2 separate regions of the Homo sapiens genome follow, and region 1 is linked to region 2. Evidence: chromatin contacts called from ENCODE Hi-C or POLR2A ChIA-PET data. All regions are on one chromosome and are shown on one strand. Each heading gives the region's core, a stretch centred on a gene start or an enhancer-like site at or near the end of the contact. The rest is flanking DNA. Distances are from core to core; before and after follow the strand shown.

The links. A loop is a pair of places that touch in the nucleus more often than their neighbours do. ChIA-PET counts read pairs that join two places held with the same protein, here RNA polymerase II (POLR2A).
Region 1: a loop to region 2 is called in a map of HepG2, with 2.6 times the contacts of the local background. The contact joins two enhancer-like sites. A Hi-C loop is called at or near these places in 2 of 168 maps with a recorded cell type or tissue (A673 and HepG2). POLR2A ChIA-PET finds 5 or more read pairs at or near these places in 1 of 52 experiments (Panc1).

What each region holds. Positions count from the first base shown.
Region 1 is chr12:71,183,781-71,190,335 of GRCh38, forward strand. No RefSeq gene overlaps it. Among named protein-coding and RNA genes, the nearest start is that of TSPAN8, 29 kb to the left of the region's middle. Within about 2 kb of position 3,276, at least 2 of the 41 ENCODE cell types and tissues checked have a DNase peak (open chromatin) inside an H3K27ac peak, as active enhancers do; they include A673, where a contact is called at or near this core.
Region 2 is chr12:71,124,621-71,131,000 of GRCh38, forward strand. TSPAN8 (tetraspanin 8) reads right to left here. Exons shown (of 9, transcript NM_004616.3): 8 at 4,711-4,794; 9 at 476-767. The coding sequence ends at 714. Among named protein-coding and RNA genes, the nearest start is that of TSPAN8, 30 kb to the right of the region's middle. Within about 2 kb of position 3,796, at least 2 of the 41 ENCODE cell types and tissues checked have a DNase peak (open chromatin) inside an H3K27ac peak, as active enhancers do; they include A673, where a contact is called at or near this core.

The sequences.
Region 1 (6,555 bases), core at 2,026-4,525, 59 kb after region 2:
GACACAGTCCTTGGTTGTGTATCATACTGAATTCAGTGAGTTTTAAAGGAAATTTTCATACTCAATGTTGAAACCTTCAGCCCTCTTCCTATCTCTGTCCCAGAAAGTGGTATCCAGAATTACAGCTTCCAGGCAGGAGACTAAAAGAGTCTTCACCAGTGATTCTGATCAGCCTAAGGAAAAAAGACCTAAAAATACTGATATCTGGGATTCCCCAAAAAACAGCTGAAACAGCCAAAACCTGACCACAAAAATCAAGCCCATAGTTCACAAGCCAGAACTCACCCACTCTTACAGAGCTTTCCATCAGCTTTACAGTGTTACAACCTGAAACATAAACAGATAGTCACAGATCACCAGACAACTAAAGAAAACATCTAACATGCAAGGCAGAAAACAAAACAAGCAGCAAATAATCATCCATGCAGGGAGGTGAAAACTACAAAAAACTACCATTAACATAGTCAGAGATAAGGTTGATTACATCTGAAATAGAAGCAGAATATTATAAGTAAATAAAGGGAATAATCAAGAATAACAAAGAGCTCTTGGAAAAATAAAAATATATTTGTAGTAATAAAAATCTCAGAAAAGGGGTTTGAAGATATGGGGGACCTCTCCTATAAAGTAGGGCAAAAGACAGAGATCAAAAATAGAGAAAAGAGGATGAGTGTGGTGGCTCATGCCTATAATTCCTGCACTTTAGGACACCAAAGTGGGGGCATCACTCAAGCCTAAGAGTTCAAGACCAGCCTGAGCAACATAGTAAGACCCTGTTTCTACAAAATTAAAAAAAAAAATTATCCAGGCATGGTGATGCATGCCTGTAGCCCCAGCTACGTCTACTCAGGAGGCTGAGGAAGGAGGATTGCGTGAGCCCAGGAGGTCAAAGCTGAAGTGCACCAGCACCAGCCTGGGCCACAGAGTGAGATCACAGAATGAAACCCTGTTTCACACACACACACACACACACACACAAAAGAGAGTGATAGAGGGAGAAAGAAAAGAAAAGAGAAAAGAAAAAAAAAAGAAAAGAAAATTAGAGAATCAAAGGTGTCCAATATTCAAATAGTAGAAGTTTCAGAAAGAATAAATAGAGAAAATGGAGAAAAGGAAAGCATTAAAGAACAAATCCAAGAACAATTCCTACATTGAAAGCATACACTGATTGCCCAGAACAACAGATAAAAATGTACCCACATCAAGGCAGATCCTGAGAAGTTTCAGAACACTTGTATGAATATTTAAAACATAAGTAAAGTCACATAAAATAGAGCGGCCTTAGATTTTATTTCAGCTTTATTGAAGTGTATTTAACAAATAAAAATTGTATGTATTTAAGATGTACAACATGATGTTTTGATATATGTATACATTGTCAAATGATTACCACAATCAAGCAAATTAACACATCTCCCTTTTCACATAGTTATAATTTTTATGTGTGGTAACAATACTTAAGATCAATTTTCTTAGCAAATTTCAAGTATGCAATACAGTAGTATTATTAACTATAGTCATCATGCTATACAGTAGATCTTCAGAATATATTTATCCTGCATAACTAAATCTTCGTACCCTTTGACATCTCCCTATTTTACCTGCTCACCCACCTGTCCCTGGAAATCACAATTCTACTCTGCTTCTATGGGTTCAACTTTTTAAGATTCCACATATAAGTAAGATCCTGCAGTGTCTTTCTGTGTCTGGCTTATTTCACTTAGCATTATATCCTCCAGGTTTATTCATGCTATCTCAAATGACAGAATTTCCTTTTTTAAAGGCTGAATGATATTCCACTAAATAAAGTTCCATAGATATAATCTCACATTTTCTTTATTCATTCATCCAGCAACAGACACTTAGGTTGTTTTCATATCTTGATTATTGTGACTAATGCAGCAATGAACATGGAAGTTCAAAAAACTCTTTGACATATTGATTTCCTTTGCTCTGGATATATACCCAGAAGTGGGATTGCTGGATCTATTTTTCAAATTTTGAGGAACTTCCATACTATTTTTCATACTGGCTGTACTAATCATTCCCACCAATGTATAAAAGGGTTCTCTTTTCTTCACACCTTCACCAAAACTGATTTTTGTCCTTTTAATAATAGCCATTCTAACAGTAGTAAGATGATAACTCATTGTGGTTTTGATATGTTTTCCTGATGATTAATTATATTGAGCACTTTTTCATATATCTATTGGCCATTTGCATGTCTTCTTTGGAAAAATATCTTTTCAGATTCTTTCCCCACTTTTAGTTTTTTTTTGAGACAAGGTCTCACTCTATTTCCCAGGCTGGAGTGCAGTGGTGTGATCATAGCTTACTGCAGCCTCAAACTCCTGGCTCAAGGGATCCTCCTGCCTCAGCCTCCCATGTAGCTGGGATTACAAGTACGTGCCACCACACCACACCTGGCTAATTTTTTTTTTTTTAATAGAAAAGATCTTGTTATGTTGCCCAGGCTGGTCTTGAACTCCTGGACTCAAGCGATCCTCCCACCTTGGCCTCCCAAAGTGCTGGGATTACAGGCCTGAGCTGCTATGCCCAGCCCACTTTTTAATTAGATTATGTATTTTTTGCTCTTGAGTTATTTGAGTTCCTCATGTACTTTGGATATTAATCCTTCATTAGGTGTACAGTTTGGAAATATTTTCTCCCATTCCATAGGTTGATTTTTTTCCTTTTCTGTGCAGAAACTTTTCAGTCTGATGCAGTTTCATTTGTCTGTTTTTGCTTTTTTTTTTTGCCTGTGCTTTTGCTGTCACATACAAAGCATCATTGCTCAGAACAATGACAAGAAGCTTTATCCTTATGTTTTATTCTTAGTGTTTTACAGTTTCAGGTCTTACATTTAACTATTTAATCAATTTTGATATATTCAGGAGAGAGAAGATGGCAGATAGGAGGCAGGACTAACTTGCAGCTCCTGCTCAGACAGAGCAGTATGTGGGGACTTGCATCATGAACTTGCTCCAGAACTACTGCAGAAATATATCAGGGAAGCCAAGAAAACCCACAGGCCCTCTGAAGGAAGTGGATTGCTCCTGCAGGACCTGGGAGACAGCCCAAATTCTGTGAGTGCCCAAGCTGTGACAGTGAGAAAGGGGGATCATCCGCACCTGAACACACACTCTTACTGGGGAACCTGGAGGTATAGATCACAGGAGAAGGATTTGACCTTACCTGGAGCTGAGTCAATTTAGAGAGCCAAGTGAAATACGGGGTAGAGAAAGCAGCAGGAGAAGCCCTGTGGGCTCTCCAGGTCCCCAGGGAAACCATTTCTGATTTGTCTCACGTGAGTACTTGGGCAGGGCTGCCAGAGGAACTGGGAAAAGACCACAGGGAGAAGGAAACCTTCAGCTGAACTTTGTAACAATTCCAACTGAATACGAAGTCTCCTGGCCAGAACTTGAGGGAGGGCATGAATCCAGTGTACAGACTCAACAGGCCAGGAGGCACAGAAGTTCTGCTTGCTTTCTCAGCTGGTAGGCGGGTAGCCTGGGGCAAGTTCTCAGCCCTGCTCACCCACTGCCTGGAAACAAACTTGGTGCTGTTGTGGGGGGCACAGTGGGATTGAAAATAGCCTTTTTGGCTGTGTGGGAGCTGGATGAGGCCTGTAACTGCCAGCTTTCCTTAACTTCCCTCACAACCTACATGACACAACAGAGGCAGCCATAATCCTCCTGGAAACATAACTTCATTGAACCTGGAAACCACACCCCCATCTCCCACAGCAGCCACAGCAAGCCCCACCCAAGAAGAATCTGAGCTCAGACACACCTAGCACTGCCCCCACCTGATGATCCTTCCCCACCCACCCGGGACAAAGGGCTGAGGACAAAGAGCATAGTCTCTTGGGAGTTCTAGGGCCCCACGCACTGCCTGATCCCCCCTATACTACCACAGCTGATGCTCTCTTAAAAGCCCCACCTCCTGGTAGAGGACGACCAGCACAAAAATAGTGTATTAAACAACCAAAACTAAGGACCTCACAGAGTCTACTTCACTCCCCTGCCACCTCCACTGGAGCAGAAGCTGATACACATGGCTGAGAGACCTGAAGATGGTTCACATCATAGGACTCTGCAGACAGCCACCAGTGCCAGCCCAGAGCCTGGTAGCCCTGCTGGGTGGCCAGATTCAGAACAGAAATAACAATCACTACAGTATAGCTCTCAGGAAGCCACACCCCTAGGAAAAAGGGAAGAATACTACATTGGGGGGATACAAATGAGACAAAAGAATCTGAATAGCAGCCTTGAGCCCCAGATCTTCCCTCTGACATAGCCTACACAAATAAGAAGGAACCAGAAAAACAATTCTGGTGATATGATAAAACAAGGTTATTTAACACCCCCCAAAAATCACACTAGCTCAAGAGCAATGGATCCAAACTAAGAAGACATCCCTGATTTACCTAAAAAAGAATTCAGAAGGTCGATTATTAAGCTAATCAAGGAGACACCAGAGAAAGGTAAAGTCCAATTTAAGGAAATAAAAAAAAAAAGATACAAGATATGAGAGACGAAATCTTCAGTGAAACAGATAGCATAAATTAAAAAAATCATAACTTCAGGAAATAAGGAACACACTTAGAGAAATGCAAAATGTACTGGAAAGTCTCAGCAATAGAATCGAACAAGAAGAGGAAAGAACTTCACAGCTCGAAAACAAGGCTTTTGAATTGACCTAATCCAACAAAGACAAAGAAAAAATAATTTAAAAAAAAATGAACAAAGCCTCCAAGAAGTTTGGGATTATGTTAAATGACCAAACCTAAGAATAATTGGTGTTTCTGAGGAAGAAGAGAAATCCGAAAGCTTGGAAAACATATTTGGGGGAATAATCAAGGAAAACTTCCCTAGCCTTGCTAGCAACCTAGACATCCAAATACAAGAAGCTCAAAGAACACCCAGGAAATCCATCACAAAAAGACCATCACCTAGGCACATTGTCTTCAGGTTATATCTAAAGTCAAGATGAAGGAAAGAATCTCAAGAGCTGTGAGGCAAAACTACCAGGTAACCTAAAAGGAAAACTTACCAGATTAACAGCAGATTTCTCAGCAGAAACCCTACAATCAAGAGGGGATTGAGGGGGGTCTATCTTCAGCCTCTTTAAACAAAACAATTATCAGCCAAGAATTCTGTATCCAGGGAAATAAGCTCCATAAATGAAGGAAAGATACAGTCTTCTTTCCTTTAAACAAATGCTGAGAGAATTTGCCACTACCAACCCAGCACAATAAGCACTGCTAAAAAGGAGTTCTAAATCTTGAAACAAATCCTGGAAACACTTCAAAACAAAACCTCTTTAAAGAATAAATCTCACAGAACCTATAAAACAAAAATGTAATTTTAAAAACAGTCATACAGGCAAAAAATCATATGCATGAATGGAATAGTACTTCACATCTCAATACTAATGTGGAAGGTAAGTGGCGTTAATGCTCCACTTAAAAGATACAGAATTGCAGAATGGGTAAGAATTCATCCAACAAGTATCTGCTGCATTCAAGAGACTCACCTAACATAAGGATTCACATAAACTGAAGGTAAAGGGGTAGAAAAGGAGATTCCATGCAAATGGACACCAGAAGCAAGCACTCCGGAGTAGCTATTCTTATGTCAGAAAAATCAAACTTTAAAGCAATAGCAGTTCAAACAGACAAAGAGGGACATTACATAATGATAAAAGGCCTTGTCAAACAGGAAAATATCACAATCCTAAATAGATATGCACCTAACACTGGAGCTCCAAAATTTATAAAACAATTACTACTAGACCTAAGAAATGAGATAAACAGCAACACAATAATAGTGGGGCACTTCAATACTCCACTGACAGCACTAGACAGGTCATCAAGACAGAAAGTCAACAACAACAACAACAAAAAACAATGAATTTAAACTATACCCTAAAACAAGTGGACTCAACAGATATTTACAGAATATTCTACCCAACAACTGCAGAATATGCATTCTATTCATCAGCACATGGAACCTTCTCCAAGATGGACCATATGATAGGCCACAAAACAAGTGTCAATACATTTAAGAAAATTGAAATTATATCAAGTGCTTGCTCAGGCCACAGTGGAATAAAATTGGAAACCAACTCCAAAAGGAACCTTCAAAACCACACAAACAAATGAAAATCAAATAACCTCCTCCTGAATGATCATTGGGTCAACAATGAAATCAAGATGGAAATTTAAAAATCCTTTGAACTGAACAATAACACAACCTATCAAAACCTCTGGGATATGGCAAAGGTGGTGATAACAGGAAAGTTCATAGCCTTAAATGCCTTTACCAAACAGTCTGAAAGAGCACAAATGGACAATCTAATGTCACACCTCAAGGAACTAGAAAACAAGAACGAAACAAATCCAAACCCAGCAGAAGAAAGGAAATAACCAAGATCAGAGTATAACTAAATGAAATTGAAACAAAAAAGATACAAAAGATAAATGAAACAAAAAGCTGGTTCCCAGTACAGATGGATGTGGCTCCTCCCAGGTTCCTTGGTAAATGGGGCTGG
Region 2 (6,380 bases), core at 2,546-5,045:
TAAGAATTATCGACTATATTGTATGTATGTTATACTTCTATACAAAGCAAAAATGTTAAATATTTCTGAGAACTAGAAAGAAAAAAAAGTTACAACTGTTGTGTCTGAGAGGAAGATCCAGATGGGTACCAGAGAAGCAATGGCTGGGTGCTGGGCACTCAGACCTTTTTGTTCATACAATAGATATGCAGCAAAAGAGAGACATACTATTAGTAGCTTTGACATAAATAGAAAAGAGATGGTGACTCTTTTACCTGGATCATTGTCAATTATTTTAACATTAGACTTGATTCAGTCTTATCACCAATGGTTGATACATCATATAAAAGAGTGTCGTTTCTGAAAAGCCCCAGATCCACTGTCTTAACTATCTATGGCCCTGTCACCTTAGAGATGATTATTCCACTGGGTGGCTCCAGAAGAACATTTTAAGCACTGTAGCACCTGAATACAATGATCAGACATAGAAAAGCACCAACGTAAACAGTTACTTTTATTTTGAGTAAAAATACACATTCATATCATTTTCCCTTATATCCCTCAAATCTTAAATGTGTTCAATATGTCTAGAAGATATCTGTGGTCTAGCTAGCCGAGACATTTTAAAAAGACAGCTGCTCCTGACTTATATAGCACTTACATATTTAAATTTACAAAGCCAAAGCAACATTTTAAAGGGGTTTGACTGACGATAGGTTGATGCATCCACAGATTCATTTGTTCCCGATCTGGCAATACAGGACCATAGAAAACACCAAACCCAGTATCTAGAGAACAAAATAACAGGATTAACATGGAATTTAAGGGAAAACACTGGACACATTATAAATAAACAGAAAGAACATTATATATGAAAAGATTTTGTATATTGACAGTTCCAATCTTATCTAACTCATCTCTCTTGGGAAATTAGAGGTTCCAATGGGACAAAAGAGCACTGCAAAAGCTCTCTTGAGTTTTTTTTGTGTTTTAATCAGCTTTTTTAGCTGGCCAATCAGCCTCTATCTAACTGGCCCCATATAAACTGCACAGTAGCAGCTGCCACCAGAGGACCTACTCCCTTTTCTGGAACACACACATTCTTCTGCAGAGCGTCTCCTCTGGAGCACTGGGGATCTCAGGTCCCTGGGGGCTAAATATACGTAATGCTTCCATAAAAAGGTTATGATCATCTGGTTTAAATCATCTGCATAAAAATCAAGAAGTCTAGAATTTCTCTTGCTGTAGTTTTAGGCATTTCCAAGAGGAATAAAAAATGAAGTAACTCTTTTTTTAAAAAAGCTTCTAAACTATGGGGAACAGCTTAATTCAGGAATTTCTTTTGAAGTGAAAAAGCACAGCTGAAAATCTGGGGCATAATTTCCATCTCAAGTAGCTCTCCCAAGAATGAGGGACCCCAAAATTTGCTCTAATTGGCTCTACAGTTGGTGACTTGCATGCTGTATCTTTGACGTAGAAATGATAGACAGGACCTGTGTGCATTACCAATAGAAAGTTTCCTCCCCCACCAGCCCCTTTTGAAGGGAGGATGGAGGAAGGCAAAGTGACATTTATGCTGAGTCAACTTAAATGCTTCTACTGTGTTGAGACTTTCTGCTTACTAACACTTTCCTGGAAATGTAATTCAAATGAGAACTGCTAACCAATCTTTCTTCCTTCTTAAAAAGGTTGACACCAATTCTCTGCAAAAGTAATAATTTCCATTCAAAATGTGCTACAATTGAAGACTGAAATTTAGTCTTTTTGTCTTGATCCTGAGCCTTAAGTCTGTGGGACAAGTATCAAGAAAGAATTTTTTTAATGGGGAAAAAATAATGGGATAAGACAACTATCATCTTTCACTGCTACATCCTTGAAATAGAAGCCGTCAATTTATCAGCAGACTAGATAGTTAATATCACACTTTCTTGTATTTCATTGTCCCTGAAAAGAACATTTATGATTGTTCAAAAAAAAGCACATAATTAAAAGAGATTTGTCATTTTATAATGTACGCCAAGACTCATGATAAATTTGCTAAGAGGTATGCAGCAGTCTAAAAAAATGTAAAATTATCATTTTTCTTTTAACTGCTTTATTTCTAGGACCTCCTGTTGGGATAACTTTTATCCTACAAAGTGATGGCTCTCAGTGTGTAGCACTTTTTTTTTTTTAATTAAAGCAAGGAAAGTGCTGATCATCTTTTGTGCTTGTAAGTTGTTATAGTCAAATGAGGAGAGTATGATAGTCTGGCTGTTTTAAGCTAGAGTAATGAGAATTCCAAAAATGTCTATAGATAAATTTTTCTTGCAGAATAAGGTATTCTGCACAATCTTTAGCATCCAATGTGAGAAGAATCCCTTAGGTATATAGTCTTAACATAGCTTTGAAAACAAATATTGGCCCACCTCACTAAAACCTATGCCTAAACATACTAACATAAGGTCTAAATATGGGGCGGTCTTTTTTTATATGATATTTTTCTGTGGAGATAATCTGAACATATTTTCTGCAGGAAGACATTTGCTTCTGTTTTCTTAAAAGTATTTTTTAGAGGAGATTTTCTGTTTCTGTATCTTTGTGTTTTTTTGAATTTGAACTTTGGAAACAAAGAAGGGAGATAGGCCTAAGTCATAGGGCAATAGGAAACTTGTACTAATGACTGTAAGATGAGCTATAAAATGCTTTGTTTTTGGATACATAATTTATAGACTGGGTGTCAGAAGACTTTTCCAATCTACTTTTTGAATAAAGGAAGATGGAATATAAAATGATTTGTTTCCCTTAAAAAGAGGGAGGGCAGGTTATAGACTGAGGAACTGAACAATTTTAAAAAGTTCAAACAATTATTTGAACCAACTATTTACCATATCTGCAGAGAGTCTAGAAATCACAATTAATTTGACTTCTCGAATTCAAAAACGGTTCTGTTTTATGATAGTAACGCAAAAACTTCATACCTATAAATTACTGTATAGAATGTTTGTATTAAGCTATTTTTCTCTGAATATGTCTTTAGAAGAACAAATAAAATATTTAAACATGTAATTAATACATGGAATATAACAATTTCATAAAATACTGAAATACATTAATCTTTTTGTAATCTTATTTTCCACTAGATGTATTTAAATTCTTGAAAATGCCTTTGACTATGACACAAAGGATTTCATCAACCTCCCCAATCAAGTATGTCCTTACTTTTTCTGGTTTTGCTAACTGAGGAGCATCTGTGATTTGAGCTAGTGATAGTCAATTGTCAGAACTTGAGTCTAACATGAAATATAACTCTTATATTAAATATCTCATTTAAAGCATGCTCTCTCATTCACTTAAATCATTCATGTAAAATCACTCTTGATTCATTTAAATCATTCATTTCTTACTCATCTTCATGGCCATTAGTCCTTATTTCTAAATTAGCATAAACCCAGAATACAAAGCAGAGAAATAAAATACATCTTACAAAATGCAGAATCAAGAGAAATAGACCTAATCCATAGCACCATTTGACTCTGAACATATATCAGACCTAAAGAAAGACAGCCATAACCTACCAACAAAGAATGCTTCATATTTATACCTATTCATCTGGACTACAAGAAAGTAATAACCCACAGTTTAATTTGCTGCTAATAGTCCCTAACCTTTCTCTAATAGCTGCCTGGGAAATTCCACCAGCAAACTAAATAACCACTTAGGACACTAAATTGCTTCATTCCCAGTTAAAATTTCTTTCTGGCAGTGATGTGGCACGAGTAAGAGGTAGAAAATTACCAGAAAGCCCAAGGAGTACCTTGCACAGCATTCCATGAGTGTGAAGCACAAGGCACTCAGCTGAGCTAACCAGCTCTCACAGGCATTAACCAGGGAGACACTTCACATTCTTGCTAATGCCCTGGAATAGGATTGTGAGTGAATTTGATCTACTTGATATTAAAATTACCCAAGATCTGGGATGATTCCAAAATGCTTCTCTGAAGCAGTTTTAATTCATTTTCTTGGCAAAGATTTTTAGGCCATGTGAAAAGTATCTTTCAGGTTTTTTTTTTTTTTAAAAAAAAAACATGCCAAGAAAGTTCATCAAGACAAAAATCCTATGTGGGATATTTTTCCAACATCAATAATTAAAGTGATGAAAGTAATACATAAGCCTCAATTTTCCTTGAAAATTTCTCCAAGTGAGTCAATAGTACTTAAGCTGAGGAAATCAGAGACAATTACCTCTACTTTTTAGAACTTCTTGGATTTCTCTAGAATGTAATAAGTAACAAAGAAAGAGCTCCTCACACTCTTGAGTTCAGTTTTTATTTTCTGTTTCAAAATCAAGATGAGAAATAAGAAATTGTAAAGGTCGTATTTTGCTTTGTTTGGTGCTTTTTCTTCTAACTTTGGAAAACTGTAACCCCTGTGCTAGTTTTCAGTGGGAAAAATATACCTGGCACTAAGAACTATGTGAAAATTAATTCTATCTTTTTCCCGGTAGAGAGGTCATTCAGAAGCAAGAATCTCAACCCTGCTCACTTCATAAGACTGGAATCTCCCCCTCAGACTCAGGCTGATCGAGGGAGATGATGGGCCTTTAGCATCCAGTGCTTTTCTAAAGCATCTGCGTTTTTTATGGTTGTTGTGGTTTTTTTTTTTCTGTTTGTTTGTTCACCATCAATATTTCTTGAAATTAATGAACAAGCAAGGGAATAAAAGAGTCAATAATACAAGATTATACTGTACCTCAATAACTGCCAGTCCAAATGATATTCCAATAACTATAATCAAATTTTTTGCCAAGAAGTCTTTTATGAAAGAAATACAGGTCTGTTAAAAAAAAAAAACATTAAAAGTTACCTCTCAGAAAAATTCGACCTTATATTAATCAAAATTTTTATTAATCTGGTTGACTTTTTACATTGCTATCAAGAAACACACTTAACGACAAGGAACTGGGTTATTCCTTCCACTCCCTGCTTCACCTTTGCTCCAAAAGGTTGTAACTGTTGTGGTTTGTTTATACATTGAAAAGCAATTGAGGAACAAAATTTTGCTTGACTGCCTAATTGTTGAATCTAGGGATTAATAATTACAAATAATAATTTTTCACCAACATATCCTCAAATGACAGATTTTATAATTTATACTATAAATTTTATAGCTGATAAAGCTATATATTTTACAACATAAAAGTATAAATCATAATTTTATCTTAACTTTATTCATTTTAGAGCTGATACCACCTTGACTAAGGATTTTTTAGGTTTGTAATCTAAAACAGAAAGGTTTCTGGTTGAGATTTTAGATAATAATATTGTAAATTTTCATTTTTAAAACAAGGTATTTTCTTTTTTTCTTTCTTTCTTTTTTTTTTTTTTTCTTTGAGACAGGGTCTCCCTCCAGCGCTGAAGCTGGAGTGCAGAGGCGCAATCTTGGCTCACTGCAGCCTTGACTTCCTGGGCTCAAGTGATCCTCCCACCTAATCCTCCCAAGTAGCTGAGACTGCAGGCATGTGCCACCATGCCTGGCTAATTTTTGTTGTGTTTTGTAAAGACATGGTTTTGCCATATTGCCCAGGCTTGTCTTGAACTCCCGGGCTCAAGCAATCCACCGGCCTCAGCCTCTGAAAATGCTGGGATAACAGGCTTGAAGTCACTGCTGCCGGAAAAAACAACATATTTTCAAAATCCCTTAATATTTATCAGGGTTATTTTTATCTTAAAAAGAAAAAACTTACTATGTCTACCACTATGCCATTACTTTAGATAAAAAAGAGAAATTAGGAAGTTGCCTCTCTGCTACATTTTTGAAATGTATACAATCCAGGATGCATTTTCATGCTTAAAACATTTTGGACTAGACCTAATAACTTCAAGAATTGTAAATTATGTGAAGAATTTTTTAAATGGAAAAAGACTACACAGTATAATTGTGTTATTTTTGTACTGCCCTGAAATATATTATCCCTTTGATGGTCATATATGTGCAAAGGGCTAACAAAGTATTGCTATTTGTTAAATAAAATAAAATTTCTCCAGAAGGCTAAGTCATCTTTCCCCTTCATTCCTGAATGTATTGAGTTTCTTCATTCACATTTAACCCAACGTGGTAAACATTCAAGGAAATTATTATGTCATTTAGGTTAACAATGAGATTAATGATTATATCTACTGAGTCACATTCATTATGTTTCAGGGGTTTTTCTCTTCCTCTTTGCCTAAGATAATGAGGGTATCTTGGCAAAAGGAAGAGGAAAAAAAAGAAATGTGAATTATGGCCATTCCATATTTTTTATTTTACCAGACTTCTTGCAAATGACACATGGCAGATGGAAGTATTTTATGAATTTACAACCTTCCTTTTGGGAAACTGGTGTAGCTATCAGCCTATATTCAGCTGAATTATGTGTGAAC